Regions from separate parts of the Homo sapiens genome. Here regions 2 and 3 are each linked to region 1. A link is an interaction called in ENCODE POLR2A ChIA-PET data of the cell type or tissue named here. Cell type or tissue: HepG2. All regions are shown on one strand. Each heading gives the region's core, and the rest is flanking DNA. Links, peaks and the distances in the headings are about the cores only.

Region 1 (6,458 bases), core at 943-5,942:
CTGGAGTTGTGTACCTAGGAGGATTATTGGCTGCCTTTGCTGAGTCATGCAGGTTGTCAGGGAAGTGGGGGAAAGCCGGCAGTCACAGGCCTCACCCAGCTCCCACGCAAACTGAAGGGCTGGTCTCACTCCCACTGTAACCCCCACAATAGCCCCAAGTCTGTTTCTAGGTGGTGGGCAAAATGAGCTTGAGAACTTGCCCCAGGCTACTCACCTCCAGGCTGTGAAAGAAAAGGGCTTGGTTCTTCCCTTGCCTGTGGAGTCTACACACCGGATTTGCACCCTTTCCTGAGTTCTGGCCAGGAGGCTTCTCACCCATTCAAATTGTTACACAGTTCAGCTAGAGATTTCCTTCTTCCTATGGAGTCTTGCCCCACCACTCTTCTGGCAGTCTTCCCAGTGGATCCCTGTGGTGTCAGGCAGGAATGTCCTACTTGGGGGGCCCAACAAGCTCCCAGGGTCTTTCTGCTGCTTCCTCTACCCCTGTATTTCACTCTGCTCTCTAAATTGACTCAGCCCCAGGTAAGGTAGGAAACTTATCTCACCAACAGACCTTCAGTTTCTCCATTGGGGGTGTGAGTTCAAGAGAGGAGGGTTTCCCTTTCCCACTTTTGCAGTTGGAGCACTCATAGTATTTGAGGTGTCTCCTGGGTCCTGCAGGAGCAATTTGCTTCTTTGAGAGGGTCTGTGGATCCTCTTGGGATTGCTGGATTGTTCTTGCAGTCAATCTGGAGCTAGAATTCACAGCGTGAGCTTCCACACGCTGCTCTGTTCAGAGCTGTAATCTAGTCCTGTCTCCTGTCTGCCATGATGATCCATCACAGATTTTGTTTTAGCTGTTTAAATAAATTTATTAGGTTTATAAGTAACAATATGGATAGATCTCAAAATCAGGATTTGGTTTTTCTTATTTATTTATTATGCTTTACGTCCTGTGATACACGTGCAGAACATACAGTTTTGTTACACAGATATACATGTACCATGGTGGTTTGCTGCACCCATCAACTCGTCATCTAGGTTTTAAACCCTGCATGCATTAGGTATTTGTCCTAATGTTCTCCCTCCCCTTGCCCCCCACCCCCTGACTGGCCCTGGTGTGTGATGTTCCTCTCCCTGTGTCCATGTGTTCTCATTGTTCAATTCCTACTTGTGAATGAGAACATGTGCCACAACCAACTTTTTTACTGTTGAGTTTTGAGAGTTTATTACATATACTAGATACTAGTTGTCTGATGGATATATGATTTGCAAATATTTTCTCCCACTCTGTAGTTTGTCTTTCCATCCTCCTCACATGGGTTTTCACTGAGCAAAAGCTTTTAATTTTGATAAGAAATAATTTATCAGTTTATTATTTTATGTATCATGATTGGAGGTTTAGTCTAAAATGTATTTTCTGTGCATGGTGTTTTCATATGCATATTAATTTATATTCTATGTCTCTAGAGGTCTGCCCTTTTTCATTACTAATATTTTTATTTCTTTATCTCTTTTTCCTTTCCTCTCTCTTCTTTCCTGACTCTGCCAAAAAACACAAGAACAATGTAGACCAAATACTCATGGCTGAATACTTCCCTGCCATGGTGGAATGTGTGTGTCACACACATTCCACCTGCAGAGCATGGACTCATATGCCTACAAGCTGGTGCATGTTCTGAGTTCCTAGAGGAAGAAGGTTGGTAACCACATCCTTTCCTTCCCAGCCCTCCCTTACTTGCTACCAATAATGGATAGGGGTGTGGTGTCTAATTAAGGAGTCCTGGTTTATCATTTGTAGTCCATAACAAGGTAAAATTTGAGGTCTATAGTATAGTAAGGTATAATATCTAGTTTAGTAATTTTAAGTTTTTAGAAAACATTTTACTTTGAAACATCTAAGAACTTATTCAAATCTAATTAATAGTGCTTAAAACATTTTTTCAATCTTCATCTTTTCTATGACATTCAACTGAAGAATGACTTCAAAATAAGGACTACTAAAGAGATGAAGCTACTGAGTTAAAAAAAATATATGGACTAAAAATGTCCATAAAGACAGATTGAGAAGTACTTCAAATTTTATGTCAAAGACATAAAATGACAACAGATACTTAGAAAAATGGGAAAACTGGAGACAGAGTGAGAGAGAGAGTGAGAGATGCAGATTCAGAAGCAATAAGGAACCCCCATCAGTCCTGAGAGGCTGCTGTGCGGTCAGTTCCTCTTCTCTGATTTCCACCTGCTCTGAGCTCCTTGGTGGGTCTGCACTTAATGAACTGAAGGGTTTTTTACACTCTTTCTCAGACCACAGCTTTCAATCCTAAATGATTTTCTTTTAATCAAGTCACTACAGAATGCAATCAGGAATGCACTGTTTATCTGGGCTGCAGGTATGGACAATGAAAATGATCTCCCAATGGAGCACTTTTGGTTAGGAGGGAGAAGTCGGATTGCTCTTCCTCCTTCAGCACTAAGATCCTGCAAGAAGGGCAGAGGGACTCCAACCCTGCACAGAGCTTAAGCCTCTGGAAAGACTCTGTGCAATGCCCTGGCTGGTTCTCTGCCCCCTGCTCTCTGGGCTGGAGCCTTCCACGTGGCTTCCTGAATCTGGCAGTCCCTGAGTCAGTGTGGGGTTTGATAAGAATGTATGAATGAGGAAGGAGGATATGGAATGGAAAGAAATAGAATTGAGTGGAAAGAAGAGCAAGGAAAATTTCAAAGTGCATTTTGCAATGGGGCAGATGTTATTTCTTGAAGCCATTGTCCCAAGGATGTGTGCCTGTGTGTAATGGGAGCACTGTGTGTCATTTTTCTTGCTGGAGGTCAGGTGAAAGTTTTGACAATATGCTGTAGATGAGGCTCCCTCTGTCCCAGGGCTGAGGTTACCCTGAAAACTCTTGGAGATCCAACACCCTCCCGGGCATGTGGCGCCATCCTCTGGGAATGCAGTTGCAGGATCAGATGCCTGCTGAGAGTGAAGCTGTGTCTCATCGTGGGAGAGGTGGAGGTGAAGCTGGAGACAGGGGATACATTAGTGGGGTCTGACTCAGCCTGTGTCTGCCCCAGGACCCACCATACACACCTGCTCTTTGCTCTTAATTCCTTAATCTGGAGAAGGTTCCCCAGATTTTACCTCCAGTGAACTGATGCCAGGCCCATGAGTGAGCTCCCTAATGCAGTAGCATGTTTGGGCCTCTCCCTACAATGACAGCATCTTCACTTTCAGGTATTTAGGTGCAGAAAGAGGGGCGTGTTCACTGTAATCTCTCTGTACATTAGATAGAGTCCAAGACCGTATTCTCAATGGAGCTACTGCTGGGGAGAACTAGGTGTGGGAAATTTGAAGACAACATTGATAACTGCCCTTTCCAAGAAAGCACAGAGCTGAACGATGTAAGACAGGGCAACATCTTCCCTCCTGGACACAGCTGTGGATGCCACATAGGGTGTGGTATGGGCACAGGTGCAGCTGACAAAGAGACTTAGAGGAGTTAGCCTGCAGCAGCCTCTACCAGGCTGCCCTGCTTTTGCCTTAGTGGGGAGTGCAGAGGGGAAGGCAGCCACGGGTCCACTTGTAGGCTCCCGGCCAATCTGAGTTTCCTGACTCTGCCCTGTCATGCCACTGCAGTGGCCTGTACCCAGGGCACATGGCCTTCAGACTGCTCTTGTCCGCCTGGGGTCCCAGTCTCCTAAGCCTGAGTAGAGGCTGTTTCCTCTCTGGTCTTCCTCCCCAGTCTTCGTCTGCCTTCTGAAGAAAGAGCGTGGTGGGGATCCAATATCACCTCTTTCTGAGTGTGCAGTTCTCAGGGTCCCCCTCCCCTAATCCAGAGCCTGAGGCAGGTGGAGGCTGAGGAGGGACCCCACTGCCCTCCCTCCCTCGTCCTGCCCTGGCCCCTGCTGAGCTGTAATGCCTGCTCCAGAGGATAGGGACAGGGGACAAGGGGAAGCCCAGCTCTGGGGACAGCCTACCTAGGACAGGTGGGCCCCCTCATCAAAGGATTAACTAATAGGTTAAACATTGGCCTACATCTGAGAGCAGCTCTGGGGAGACAAAGTGACTTTTGTGCTCTTGGGGGTATGAATCACACAGGCCAGCCTGTGGAGTCCCAGGAGGCCACTGTCTGGGAAGTGGGTCCTAACACAGGTTACCTTGAGTGAAGAGGGAGCCCCAGATCTGGAAGCAGCTAAGAAATGTCCCAGGAGTGGGGCTGGATGGCCCCACATGAGGATGAGAGCCGCATTCAACTGACAGCTTGGGAAATGTGCAAGGTGGATATTGATCCTTTGCTCAGAGTGGGAGCCATGAGCTTCCTGAGCCCCCTGTCCCCAGTGCCTCGCCCATGCTTTCCCTCCCAGATGCTCACCTGCTTCTTCACTTTTAGGACCCAGCCCTGGGTAATGCAGTGTGAGCTCCTGAACAAGACCTGCTCAGAGGGGTTCCCCTGATTGCTTCTCACCCACAGGCCCAGGCTCAGGCTGCCCTCACCTCTGTGGACACTGGCAGTTCTCCAAAGGTGGCTCTGCTGTAGCTGACCAGCTCCATATTTGTTTGTTCTTTTCAATTTACAATTCCCTTGGATTCATGACGGGGCATGCAGATGCTGTCAAAGTAAATTCCACACTTCTCCAGGTTCCTCATGTAGAATATAGGTCATTAAACATCAGCATTTCCAGAAGCTTTGTGTGCTAGTGTCCTGGAGAGAGGGGCCTGGGCAGTTGATGGAGTTATTCTCAGCAGGGCAGCCTCGTGGGCTCTCAGGGGTAAGTTTTTATTCCCTGTTGGGCCTCCTGAGTGGCTTCCAGAGGCACAGCTAAGGTGCGTCTGAGCCGCCATCTCAGGGCCCCTTGCAGGCTGCAGAGGGGCAGTGAGGGTGGCCTCCCAGCGCACGGGATGTGCACATGGAGCAGGACAGGGACTCGGGAATCCCACACAGCCCATGTGACATTTGCACTAATGCTCAGAGTGCATGTATACCTAATGTGTTAGCTGAGAATAGCCAGCAGCTGTGGACACCCTGTCCACATCTCCCAGATCAGGCTTCGGCATGCATTCTCTGTAAAAATTTAAGGAGTAACTATTTTGGTCTTTGTAGGCTTATAGTCACTTTCTCAGCTACCCAGCACTGCCTTTGTATGTTGAAAGAAGCATAGACAGTGCATAAACAAATAAGAGCAGTCGTGTCCCAACAAGACTTTGTCTACACATGGAGACAAGCAGACTGGGCTGCTTTTGGCCCTCGGGTCATGGTTGCCAACCCCTGACCTAACAGGCCTTCTGAGTGCAGCTGCCGCTGGTATCCCAAGTACCAGTACATGGGTAGCTCCCAACTCATGCACCTGCGACGTGCCCAGATTGGCTAGTGGCTTTCTCCGTGTAATTGGAGCTCCTCCAGCAGAGCAGGTACACCCCTGTGGTGTGGGAAAGGTCAAGTCTGAGAGTCACACTCCTTCTTCAGGAGGGAGGCAGGTGAATGTCCCAGTCTCCCAGCCTCTGGGCATCCAATTCAGAGGTGCATGTCACATGGTTCTCAGAGCTCCCCAGCAGAATAAACACCCCCGGCCCCAGTGTGACCCATTGATAACAGACACCTTGCGTTTCCCCTTCTCTGTCTCCCTTTCTCACATGTGTCCCCTGGGATCACCTCCAAATAAACTACCTGCACCCACCAGTCTGTGTTTCAGGGTCAGCCTGGGGGGACCCAACACAAGACCTGTGGTGCGTTTGGACCATCGTCTTGGGACTTGTCCTCCATAGATGTGCTGGGAGGGTGGCCCCTCGATCATAGGCGTTCAGGCAAAGCAGAGGGGAGAGCCAGGCCTGGAGACCTCCCTGCGGCCTGCCAGCACTGAGGTAGGCACAGCTGCTGCACTTTGTCCCATCTGGCCTCTGGAACCCACACAGCCCTGCCGTGCCTTGCTCCAGACTTGAGCAGATTTTCCTCTGAGACCCTCCCACCACCTCCCCTGTCTGCTCCCACCCTTGGTCCTTCTCTTGACCCTGACTCCATCAGCAGAAGGAAGCTCAGAGGAGGTGCTTTATCCACAGTGATTCCAACAAGTGTCTTCCAAACAATCCACCCCACTCATTTCATTCAAGAACTATTTCTGAGGCAGCTCCCAGGACAGGGTCTCATGGGGAGTGAGCCCACTGTGGGGGTTGTCCTGGCTCCCTCCTTCATGAAGCAAGGGGAGAGGAGCCCACTCCAAGGCACTGGCCCTTGGGAGGATGCACTAATTCCTGCCTGACTCAAGTTACATGTGTGGGTCTTTTAACAGTTTTCTATACCTCCTAGAAAGGAATATTCACGAAATATAGGATTTTTCCTGGCTACAAATATATCTCCAGGGTTCAAAGCAGTGCATGACTTGAACTGCGTGCTTGGATTTTGCATGCAGACAGGGCTAGCATTGAGGGCTCTGTTGCTTTGGAAAGATCTCTCCTCTCTCACACTTACCATCAATTCCTACTCCTGAAG
Region 2 (6,458 bases), core at 503-5,502, 76 kb after region 1:
CACATACACATATACACACAGACACATACACACAGACATATGCACACACACACACACACACACACACACACGTTTCCAGGTCAAGCCAAGGGTGGAGCTACTTATTCTCTCAGCCCAATAACGAGATGCAGATGAACTGAGAAAGAATAGAGTTTATTTCTGTAACCAGGTACGGGGAGAAAGAAGGCAAGGAAAATATCGCCAGACCAACTCAAAATCACAAAGTTTTCCAGAGCTTATATAACTTCTAAGCTGTATGTCTACATGTAAGTGTGCAATCACTTAAAGACATAAGTGATTAACTTCTTCTAATCTATAACTGAGGTCTGAGTCCTGAAGACCTTCCTTTGGCGCCTCAGTAAATTTACTTAATCTAGCTGGGTCCAGGTGCTGGGGTGATTACCCTTATTTTATCTCCTGCTAAATCATGGAGGTTTGGGGAGTTCCTTCAGACCCCAGCAAACTTGTTTGTGGAGGTCTGCGGAGTTTCTTCAGACCCCAGTAAAAACTTGTTTAATCTTAAATGGGTCCTGTTGAGAATTCCTTCGTTATCTTGTCATACTTCAAGGCCCAGGAAAGGCCTGGGCAAAACTCTTGGGCTTTTGTTACATTCCAGCCTTTGTATAAGGGGACTGGCTCTCTAGGCTTTTAATATTTAACTTAACCACTTAGTCAGTGCTGAAACAGTTGTTACAGAGGCCTGCCTGTTCAGCCGTTAGTGAGACCTGGCCTGCCACACACAGACACACACACAGACACACACACACACAGACATACACACAGACACACACATACACGTATATACACGCATACACAAACCACATACATACACACTGTATTAGGGTTCTCTAGAGGGACAGAACTAATAGGCTAGATGTGTATCTAAAGGGGAGTTTATTAAGGAGAATTGACTCACACGATCACAAGGCGAGGTCCCACAATAGGCCATCTGCAAGTTGAGGAGTAAGGAAGCCAGTTTGAGTCCCAAAACCTCAAAAGTAGGGGAGCCGACTGCAGACTTAAGTCTGTGGCCAAAGGTCCAAGGGTCCCAAAGCTGAAGAACTTTGGGTCCGATGTTTGAGGGCAGGAAACATCCAGCACAGGAGAAAGATGTAGGCCAGGAGGCTAAGTCAGTCTAGTCTTTCCACATTCTTCTGCCTGCTTTTATTCTGGTCTCGCTGGCAGCTGATTAGATGGTGCCCACCCAGATTAAGGGTGGGTCTGCCTTTCCCAGTCCACCCACTGAAATGTTAATCTCCTTTGGCAACACCCTTACAGACACACCCAAGAACAGTACTTTGCATCCTTCAATCCAATCAAGTTGACACTCAATATTAACCATCACACACACATAGACATACACATACAGACATACACACAAATACATACACACACACACATGCACACATACACTCATACACTCATCTACACACAGACATACAAACACACACATATATAGACACATTCACACACACATATGTATACACATGCACACACACACACACACATACACATACATACACACGTGCACACACATACACACACAGACCCACAGATACAGACACATACATATACACACACTCATACACACACAGGCATACACACATACAGACATACATACACATATGCACATATACACATAAACACACACACACAGACACACACACAGACATACTCATACACACACAGAGACATACATACCCTCATAAAAGTCCAGCTGGGCTGGGCTTTCTCAGTGTGGGCTGTGCCCCCAGCTGGGGGAGAGGCCACTTTTACATGGCCTTTTCCACCTGGCCTGCCCTCCTCCATTCTCTGGCCTCTGGCTTCCTGCCTGTCCTTATATAAACGTCTGAATCTTAGGCTTGGGCAAAGCAAGTCCTCAGACGAGCTTGGATTGTGGGAATGAAGAAACTGAACAAGATAAGGGCTTAGGAAAACTATGGAAGCTTTGAGATTTGTCTCCATTGCGAGCTGGATGGAAAGAGGCTTCACAGGGCCTCCGGAATTCAGGACTTCTTAGAATTGGCTGCCCTGAGACCTGATATGAACCCAGAACTTGATCCTTCCACGTGATCAAATTCGACTCCAGCTGTGGCTCAGCCTCACGGAGAGTTATGATTACATCACCCCTGACAAGCCAAAGGTGGGGATGGAAAAGAAAAAACTCAGGCAAAATTAATACAAGTAGAATGGTTATATGGCCCAAATGTAAAAACTGCAACTTGGTTGCATAGATTAAAGTTGCCCTGAAGATATGCTCCAATTAGCAGCAGTTGCAAGTGAGTTTTTAAAGAAAAAAAGGCCATTTCTAAATTGTTTACCAAGAATTTACATTAAGATAACATATGCTGTAAATTGGCTATACATTTTTCCAGGATGGGGAAGATAATGGGTGAGACAGGTCATCAGGAATAGAATGCCTTTAAACAATTGCCCCCAGCCATGCGTAGGAAGGACATGACTAAAGTCCCACACTCACGTCTCTCTGGGCCTGATAGGTTTTGCACACCTCACATAGCCCACACTGCTCTGGCTATTTTTCTGTGGTCTCTCAGGCATTGGAACCGTGGGAAGCGAGTCTCCTGCCCATCTCTGTTCATCCCGGACAGTTGCAATTGTGGAGGGACCCTCCAATGACATTGGACACTGGAGGCCCAGAGAAGGAAGTAAGTAGAGCTGAGAAGGGTGTACTTCTGATTTGCAATTTCATTTTAATTTCAGTTATCTCTGATCTGGTTTACACATTATATGATTTTAAATGGGGACTTTAAACACTCCTCTGCAACAGCCCTGCTGTGGGATTCTTGTGTTTGCGGTCATGGTAAAAATCAACTTTTTTTCTTGGTTTTAATTTTGAACTCACCTTCTTTTCCCCATCTTGTTTCTCCTAAATGCTTAGGTCCTCTGAAGAGAATAAAATAGTCCACTTAAAGCAACACCAGAAGTCTCTTGGGATATGTGAGGACAATAGCTCCCTGTGTGTGCTGGAGACCTTGGACAAAGTCCCCAAGTCATATCCATACCTACAAGGTGTCAGAAGAAAAGATTACAACACATCCCGTTTAAAGGTCTTTATTGGCTTTGGTTTAGAGGCTAGAATTGGGCAATACATCATTCATAAAACAAAGAGTGTTTGATGAGCAGAGCTGAGGAAGCGGAGGGCTGAGGATAGCAGACAGAGGACAAAAGCACAGGTATTCATCTGCCTGAAGAGAGTTAAATGCTGTCCTCTGAATCCGAGAGATGGGTAGCTGTTAGGATTTGCCAAAAGGAGACTATTTATTTATTTGGAGACAGGGGCTCGCTCTGCCTCCTGGGCTGCAGTGCAGTGGCACAATCACGTCTCACTGCAGCTTTGACCTCCCAGACTTAAGTGATCCTCCCACCTCAGCCTTTCTAGTAGCTGGAACTAGAGGTGTGCACTACCATGCTGCACTAATTTTTTAAATTTTTAGTAGAAACAATGTCTTGCTATGTTGCCCAGGCTGATCTCAAACTCCTGGGCTCAAGCCATTCTTCCACCTCTGCCTCCCAAAGTGCTGGGATTACAGGCGTGAGCCACCGCGAAGGACCAGAAGGAAATATTTAAAGCTCTTGTTTCTAGTCCTTGTAACAACCATCTTTAGTACTTGTTACGGAACACAGATTGTTATGGGGGCAGCCAAGGGTTCACTTGGAATAAGAGTGGAGAAGATGCACCATGGAAAATGGGATAACTCATGCATTAGTCAGCTGCTGTTCCCTAGGAAAAACCTTAGCATCTCGGGGGCTGACAGCAACAAGCTATACCTGTCATGCTCTGCCGCCTGCACATGGGCTGGGGGTCAGTGGGTCTGGTGCTGGCTTGGCTTGTGTCTTCATGCTGGGGTCCATGCTGAAGGGGTGGTGCCTGTCTGGGCCAGGTTCTTCTCATGGAGGCTCAGACGGGAGCAGGAGGACCAGCCTCTCACACACGCAGGGTTAAGGTCTCTGCGCTTGTCCCATGTGTTAACATCCTATAGGCCAAGCAAGACCCATGACCATGCACAATGGCAATGGGGGTCTACTCTGCATTTTCTGGAAAGAGGCGCTGCTAGCTGCATGGCACAGGGCATGGATGTATACTTTAGTTCCAGCGAGGGAGCCAGCTGTCCATCCATCTTGTCACACCCCCATGAATCTTGGAAAAACACTGTTGTGACATGGCATATATGCGCCCAGGAAGCAGGTGGATTTCGTGCTGGCAGTGGTTGGCTGAACTACTACCTAGGCTGACTTTTCTCTGTCTCCTTTGTTCCATCCTGGGATTTTTCTGGGAAGTGTTGGCTTCTCAGGAGTCCTCCAAGTGTGGACAGCTCCCTTTTCAGGACCTCTCTCTTTCTTCTCTATAAAATGAGCAGGTCAAAGGCCATGGCTTCCGAGAGTCCTTTTTAGGCCTATAGTTTGTGATCTGTTGATTACTGTGTTACTCTGGATGAAGAACTTACCCCTTTCTACCTCCATTCCCACCTCTATCCATTGCTGGCAATGTGGTACCAGACTCACAGGCCCATCCTGGTGGGGGTGTGCATGTGGGAGAGGGGGCTTATGGTGAAAACCCAGGAGGAAACAGAAGAAGGAGGCTGTGAAACAGTAGTGACCCCCCTGTGCTGCAGAGGGAGGTGCAGGTAGAGTGAGTGGTGGGGAACGTGGCTGTCCCTTGTGAGGCAACACATCTGGGGGAAGCAGAGGGAGCTCCTTCCTCAGTCTCTGCCCATGCATTCTCTTCAGTGCCCTAGTCCCTGCCGTCTCACACCCCGTTTCTCTGCTCCAAGGAACAGTACAGGGTGTGGACGCTGGTGAAACACATCCGTAGTAACCAGCTGGCCTGTAGCTTCATGGTACTGTGGCTTGGCTGGAAGTCCATGCTAGGATGGGAAGCATGAGCCGGGACTTTCCAACAAGCTGAGCACACAGGCCTGTGTGTGCTGGGTGGGGCTGGGGTCTCAGTGCTGAGGCAGCACTTTGCTGTATTTTTAATTTTTAATTTTTTGTAAAAGATAAAAAGATGATGGAAGTATGTCAGGAGGACACAGGAAGCAGCTTAAAGGGGCTCTACTAGTCAACTCTGAGAAAATTTAAACATTCAAATAAATGATAGTAATAGATTACAATTCATTGAATAAAATAAGAAACCATGAATCTTCTAGATCTGTGGATAAATAGATGATTAACAAATAGAGAGATGGAAAGATAGATACAGATAAAGGAGAAAAGTTCTTCCTTGGAGTAAAAAGAATGCCATTAATAAATATAGAAAAAATGAAGCAATTTTATTTTTCTATATTTATTAGAAAAGAAGTAATAATAAACTTTTTTATTGTAGTTTTGAAGTGACTTCAAACTTACAAAAAGCAGCAAGAGTAATATAAAGAGCTCCTGTACACACCCAGACCCTCCCACTCCTCACATTGTGTCTCGCGCGCTTTTCCCTCTTTCTATATGTGTATGCACTGTTACAGCTTTTCCTGAGCCATTTCAGAGCAAGCTGCAGGTGTGACTCCTTTTGTCCCTAGACATTCTCATCTGTGTCCCCTAAGGCCAAGGACATTCTCCAGCACAGCCTCAGTGCAGTGAGAGGAATCACAGCACTAGCATGGGTCCACATTGTCGTCTAATCTGTCATCCATGCAATTCATCAACTGTGTGTCATTGTCAGGCCGCCTCAGTCTCCTCTGATCTGAAACCGTTTCTCAGTCTTTCTTATCTTTGTAATCTTGTCATTTTTGAAGATAACTGGCGATTTCATGGAATGTCCTCAACTGGGCTTTGTCAATGGATGAGATTCAGGCTATGCAGATTTTCAGAGAAGAATTGTAGATGTGATCTTGTGTCCCTCAGTACCTCCTACCAGGAGGCCATAACATCGCTGTCCCATGGCTGACAGACACTAACTTTGATCTCTAGGTTCAGATGGTATCTGACAGATCTCTCCACAGTATGGTTTACTCTTCTCTCCTTTATAATTAGGAATTATTTCACTGAGCAATACTTTGAAATATGTATTTATGTCTTACTTATAAAGTTTTCACTTTTGCTTTCTAGCTTTAGCATACAATAATAATTCCTCTTCGAATCAATTGTTATTATGATTGCTTTCAAATTGTATTCCTAACTTCGTTTTTAAAACATACTTATAAATGGCATTCATTCTACTGCAAGGAAACACTTTTCTCTTTTACCTACCTATCCATCTATCTGTTAGTCATCTATTTTGCTATAGATCTATCCCACTCATGGTTTCTTATTTTACTCAGTGAGTTAGAATGTATTGCTCTTGTTTATTAGAATGTTAAAATTATCTCAGAATAGGCTAGTGGGAGCCCCTTTAAGCTGCTTCCTGTGTCCTCTTGACATATTTCCATCATTATTTGAGCTTATCCTTACTTTCTGATATAACAAGAAGTCCTAGATTTATGTTTTACTTTCTCTGATCCAAG
Region 3 (6,458 bases), core at 713-5,712, 65 kb after region 1:
AATTGTGACTGTGGACAGCAGTGTCAGTTTGTATCTGAGAGCCCCAGCTGCCCTTCCTGAGGATCTACCTTTTTTGTTCCTGCCAGCTACCACCACTGCATAAGCCGATGGCTTACAACAAGGCATGCCTTGGAGATATTGCGGGTTCTGTTTCAGACCACCACAGTAAAGTGAATTTTGCAATAAAGTGAGTCACACATACTTTTTCATTTCAAGTACATGTAAAAGTTATGTTTACACTATACTGTAGTCTATTAAGTTTGAAATAACATTATATCTAAAAACAATATATATACCTTTGTTTAAAAATACTTTATTGGTAAAAAATGCTAAAAATCATCTGAGCCTTCAGTGAGTTAAAATCTTTCTGCTGGTGGACAGTCTTCCTTCAATCCAATGGCTGCTAGTTGATCAGAGTGGTGGTTGTAAAGGTTGGGGTGGCTGTGGCAATTTCTTAAGATAAGACAACAATGAAGTTTGGCACATTGATTGACTCTCCCTTTCACCAAAGACTTCTCTGTAGGCCCGGCACGGTGGGTCATGCCTGTAATCCCAGCACTTTGGGAGGCTGAGGGGGTGCGGCTCACTTGAGGTTAGGATTTCAAGACCAGCCTGGTCAACGTGGCATGGCAAAACCCTGTCTCTATTAAAAATACAAAAAAAAAAAAAAAAAATTAGCCAGGCGTGATGGCACAGGCCTGTAGTCCCAGCTACTTGGGAGGCCGAGGCAGGAGAATCACTTGAACCTGGGAGGCGGAGGTTGCAGTGAGCCGAGATCATGCCACTGCACTCCTGCCTGGGTGACAGAATGAGACTCCGTCTCAAAAAAAAAAAAAAAAAAAAAAAGAGAGATTTCTCTGTAGCATGAGATGCTGTTTGATAGCATTTTACCCACAATAGAACTTCTTCCAAAATTGGAGTCAGTCCTCTCAAACCTTGTCACTGCTTTATCATCTAAGTTTACATAATAGTTTAAATCCTTTGTTGTCATTTCAACAATTTTCACAACATCTTCAACAGGAGTCGATTCCATCTCAAAAAACGGCTCTCTTTGCTCATCCACAAGAAGCAGCTCCTCATCTGTTCAAGTGTTATCATACGATTGCAGCAATCCAGTCCCATCTTCGGCTCTACTTTTCAATAAGTTTTTATTTATTTGCATTATTATTTCAATAGCTTTTGGAATACAATAGGTTTTTGGTTGAATGAGTGGATGGATGAATTATGTAGTAATATAGTAATAAAACAGTTCCTGGATGAATTATATAGGGTGAATTCTGAGATTTTAGTGCACCCATCACCTGAGTAGTGTACATTGTACCCAATACGTAGTTTTTTATCCTTCACCCCCCATCCCAGCCTCCCATTTCTGAGTCTCCAAAATCCATCATATCACTCCTTATGCTTTTACATACCCATAGCTTAGCTTCCATTTATGAGTTAGAACATGCAGTATTTGGTTTTCTTTTCCTAACTTACTTCACTTAGCATAATGGCCTCCAGCTCCATCAAAGTTGCTGCAAAAGACATGATTTCATTCTTTTTTATGGCTGAGTAGTATTCTATGGTACCACATTTTCTTTATCCACTCGTTGATCAATGGGTACTTAGGTTAGTTCCATGTCTTTGCAATTATTAATTGTCCACTTGTAATTATTGTTCTCTTTCTCTTTCTACCATATCTGCAATTACTTCCTCTGCTAAAGTCTTGAGTCCCCCAAAGTAATTTATGAGTGCTGTAATCAACTTTTTCCAAACTTCTGCTAATGTTGATATTTTGACCTCCTCCCATAAATTGCAAATGTTCTTAATAGCATTTAGAATGGATAATCCTTTCCAGAAGGTTTCAATGCACTTTTCCTTGATCCATCAGAGGAATCACTATCTATGCCAGCTGTAGCCATATTAAATGGATCTCTTAAATAATAAAACATGAAAATCAAAATTACTCCAGGATCTATGGGCTGCAGAGTGGATTTTGTGATAGCAAGCATGAAAACAAAATTAATCTCCTTGCACATCTCCATCAGAGCTCTTGCGTAACCAGGTGCATTGTCAATGAGCAGTGATTTTTTTTAAGGATTTTTTTTTTTTCTGAGCAGTAGGCCTCAAAATTGGGCTTAAAATACTCAGTAAACTATGCTGTGAACAGAAATGCTATCTTTGTTTTATCTGTAGAGCACAGATTTATCATAATTAGTAAGGGTTGTAGGATTTTTGAAACGGTAAATGAACATTGGCTTCAACTTAAAGTCACCAGCTGCATTAGCTCCTAACAAGAGAGTCAGCCTGTCCTTTGAAGTTTTGAAAACAGGCTTTGACTTTTCCTCTCTAGCTACAAAAGAAGGTGGTAACTTCTTTCAATAGAAGGCTATTTCTTCGACATTGAAAATCTGTTGTTTAGTGTAGGCAACTTCATCAATGATCTTAGCTAGATCTTCTGGATAGCTTGCTGCAGCTTCTACATCAGCACTTGCTGCTTCACCTTGCACTTTTACGTTATGGAGATGGCTTCCTTTCTTAAATGTCATAAGCCAATCTCTGCTAGCTTCAAACTTCTGCAGCTTTATAACCTCTTCCAGCCTTCATAGAAGAGAGTTAGGTTCTTGTTCTAAATTAGGCTTTGGCTAAAGGGAATGCTGTGGTTGGTTTGATCTTCTATTCAGACCATTCATACTTTCTCCATATCAGCAATAAGGTTATTTCACTTTTTTTTGAGACAGGGTCTTGTTTTGTCACCCAGGCTGGAGTGCAGTGATGCAATCATAGTTCACTGCAACCTTGAACTTCTGAGCTCAATCCTATTGCTTTAGCTTCATGGGTTGCTGGGACTACAGATGCACATCACTGCATCTGGCTAATTGTTTTTATTTTTTGTAGAGACAAAGTCTCACTTTGTTGTCCAGCCTGGTCTTGAACTCCTGGGCTTAAGTGATCCTCCTGCCTCAGCCTCCCAAAGTGCTGGGATTACAGGTGTGAGCCATTGCACCAGGCCTATTTCACTTTCTTGCTATTTGCAGGTTCACTGGAGTAACGTCTTTAATTGCTTTCAAGAATTTTTGCTTTTTATTCATAACTAGGCTCTTTGGCACAAGAGACATAGCTTTTGGCCTGTCTTGGCTTTCAACATGCCTTCCTTGCAAAGCTTAAATCAGTTCTAGATTTTCGTTTAAAGTGAGAGATGGTGGAAGAGATGGTGCAACTCTTCCTTTCACTTAAACACTTAGAGGCCAATGTAGGGTTATGAATTGGCCTATTTTTTTTTCTTTCTTTCTTTTTTTCTTTTTTTTCCAGAGATGGAGTCTCACTCTGTCACCCAGGCTGGAGTGCAATGGCTTGATCTCCACTCCTGCAACCTCTGCCTCCCAGGCACAAGAAATTCTCCTGTCTCAGCCTCCCAAGCAACTGGAATTACAGGTGTGTGCCACCACGCCAGGCTAATTTTTGTATTTTTAATAGAGATGTGGTTTCACCATGTTGGCCAGGCTGGTGTTGAACTCCTGACCTCAAGTGATCTGCCCGCCTTGGCCTCCCAAAGTGCTATGATTAAAGGCATGAACCACTGTGCCCAGCCTAATTGGCCCAATTTTAATATTGTTGTGTCTCAGGGAATAGAGAGGCCCGAGGAGAGGGAGAGAGATGGGAGAATGGTTGGTTAGTGGAGCAGTCAGCACACATAGATTAAGTTTGCAGTCTTATGTGGGTGCTGCTCATGGCACCCCAAAACAATTACAATAGTAACATCAAACATCATTGATCACAGATCATCATAGCAGATATAATCATGATAAAAATGTTTGAAATATTGTGAGAATTACAAAGGTGTAACACAGACACATAAAGTGAGTACATGCTCTTGGAAAAATGGTGCCAATAGACTTGCTCCTCTCTGGGTTGCCACAAACTTCCAATTTGTAAAAAATGCAATGTCAGCAAAGGATAATAAAATGAAATATGCCAGTATATCTCTTAATATATCTCTCTTACGAGGTCTGTAAGTTGGTATATGGTATTAATTTAAGATTAATACCATATACCAACTTACAGACCTCGTAAGAGAGAGGTTGAACCCTGAGTGATACACATCCATATGCCAACTTTAGCATTTGCTTCTCTCTATTTTATATATACATACATATATTATAAATATTTTTACATATATATATATACATATATATACACACACACACATATACGTATTAGAGGGTAAGTTGTAGATATTATGGCTTTTTACCCCTAAATACTTCTGCCTAAGAAAGAAGTTCTAGCTTGGTGCAGTGGCTCACGCCTGTAATCCCAGTACATTGGGAGGCCAAGGTGGATGGATCACCTGAGGTCAGGGGTTCAAGACCAGCCTGGCCAACAAGGTGAAACCCCATTTCTACTAAAAATACAAAAAATTAGCCAGGTGTAGTGGCAGGCACCTGTAATCCCAGCTACTCAGGAGGCTGAGGCAGGATAATCGCTTGAACCCAGGAGGCAGAGTTTGCAGTGAGCCGAGATCGAGCCATTGCACTCCAGCCTGGGCAACAAAGAGCGAAACTCCACCCCGCCCCCCCCCCAAAAAAAAAAGAATAAAAAAGAAAGAAGTTCTTCTGAAGAAAAGGCTTTTTGGTACTTGTTGTCACGTAATTATCAGATTTAGGAGATTTAACACCAATACACAATTATCTAATAGTAGTTCTTTTAAAAATTTATCCAGTTATCCCCAAGATATCCATTCCAACATTTTCCCATCTGCTCCTGGATCAAATCCAGGATCTCACTTTGCATTTTGTATCATGTTGCTTTAATGAACGTGCATGGGAACAACAGTTGTCCTGTTTTTGTCCTCCATGTCATTGACAATTTTTGAGGAATACAGAACAGTTGTTTTTATAATAATATTTTACATAATTTATAACCTTATAAATTTGAGTCTTTTTGTTTCTTGATGATTAGACTTGAGGCCAACTCTTTTGACAGAAGCTTTGCCTGGGTGAGGCTGTGTCCTCCTCAGTGCATCACATCAGGAGGCCCAGGATGTGAGTTTGTCCTGTTACTGGTGACTTGATGTTGATTATTATTTAAGGCAGTGTCTGCAGGTTTCTCCATAAGTTTCTCCATACTTATTGTTAATAAGTGACCTATGGGGAGATGCTTGGAGACATTATAAAATACCCTGTGCACCAGTCACTCCCCCCAGTGGTTTTAGTGTCTACTGATGACTCCATTCAAGTATGTTATTGTTCTGTGGTTGCTTCCAGGCTTTTAAATGTGTTCTTTGATTCAGCCTGCAGCAGGCTGTTAGGGAAGGCTCTTCCTTCCTAACACAGAGTCCCAAAACACTGGGCTTCAAGGGAGGTGGTGGTATATCCCTGTCTACAAAATATTTTGTGCACTTCCTTTTTCCTGAGCAAGATATAAGGTATTCTGGGCATGTTTTGTTAGGACACCTCTTTTTAAGACCTGAAGGTCTTATGGAAAATGGCAGCCTTCCGTTTTAGCTGTCAAAGTCTACAGGCTTTAACTGTGCTGGCTGGTGGCTGGAAGTGGGTCCAGGCAACAGTTCAAAGTCAGAAGCCTGAGATCTGTGTCCTTCAGAGGGCTGGTGGCAGCTTGTGCCTGGGCATCTCAGCCCTGGAGGGGAGTCAGGAAGGAGCCCCTGAAGGGGCGAGCCAGTAGCTGACTCTGGGCCAGTCCAAGGCCCCCACACACGACCCAGGCCCAGGCCCTGCCTCCCTATGGTGACCATGCTGCTGAGCTGAACTCCAAGGGCTGCTGCTCCTCCAGCACTATGGTGAGGGAGAACTTGATCTTTTTTGAGATGGAGTCTCACTGTGCTGCCCAGACTGGAGTGCCATGGGGTGATCTCAACTCACTGCAACCTTCCAGGTTCAAGTGATTCTCCTACCTCAGCCTCCTAAGTAGCTGGGACAACAGGTGCTTGCCACCACACCCGACTAATTTTTGTATTTTAGAGACAGGGTTTCACCATGTTGGCCAGGCTGGTCTCGAACTCCTCACTTCAGGATTTGATCTTCTTAGGCACTGTGGGCCTCTCCTCCCTCTACTTTCCCTTTGGCCCTCACCCATTCTCTGCCATCTGTGCTCTCTTATTCTGCAGTGGTGGCCACCCTTCCTCCACTCTGTGGCCCCGGGACCCTCTCCTTCCTCCCCTCCAGTGTCAGATCAAGGGAGGCCACATGGAGACTGCCCATGGCTGACCATGCCCTAGAGGGTCTCACCCCAGTCACAGAGCAGACTCCTGTGGGGAGCTATGCCAGGCACCTCCCCCAGGGTTTCTGCTTTAACTCCTTGCGGGGAGGCCCAGGCATTCATCGCTTTCAACCTGCACAGGTGATTCTAGAGTCAGACAGGAAGTTGTCAAGGGCCATGGATTAAAAGGTCAAAGCACAAGCTCCATGAGACAAGGGACTAATCTCTCCTCAGTCTAAAAGTCACATCAAAGATTTAGC

Evidence for each region. ChIA-PET counts read pairs that join two places held together with the same protein. Peaks named below come from ENCODE experiments on the same cell type or tissue, not always from the same donor. Only the 100,000 strongest peaks of a DNase experiment are listed, where the experiment ranks them.
Region 2: POLR2A ChIA-PET joins it to region 1 with 36 read pairs; 1 of 35 experiments calls an interaction of 5 or more read pairs at or near these places.
Region 3: POLR2A ChIA-PET joins it to region 1 with 5 read pairs; 1 of 35 experiments calls an interaction of 5 or more read pairs at or near these places.

Annotation. Positions count from the first base shown.
Region 1 is chr20:23,582,083-23,588,540 of GRCh38, forward strand. It overlaps the pseudogene CST9LP2. Among named protein-coding and RNA genes, the nearest start is that of CST9L, 17 kb to the left of the region's middle. In HepG2, for the core only: a CTCF peak has its summit at 2,923 (motif pointing left); DNase peaks (open chromatin) are centred at 4,019, 4,499, 4,919 and 5,189; H3K4me3 peaks cover 1,127 bases.
Region 2 is chr20:23,658,583-23,665,040 of GRCh38, forward strand. It overlaps LOC107985383 (a long non-coding RNA gene), which reads left to right and starts at 2,488. Exons shown (of 5, transcript XR_001754712.2): 1 at 2,488-2,666; 2 at 2,900-3,068. In HepG2, for the core only: no CTCF peak of the experiment used is centred there; DNase peaks (open chromatin) are centred at 669, 2,069, 2,449, 3,079 and 1 weaker place; H3K4me3 peaks cover 1,974 bases.
Region 3 is chr20:23,647,395-23,653,852 of GRCh38, forward strand. No RefSeq gene overlaps it. Among named protein-coding and RNA genes, the nearest start is that of CST3, 13 kb to the left of the region's middle. In HepG2, for the core only: no CTCF peak of the experiment used is centred there; a DNase peak (open chromatin) is centred at 2,787.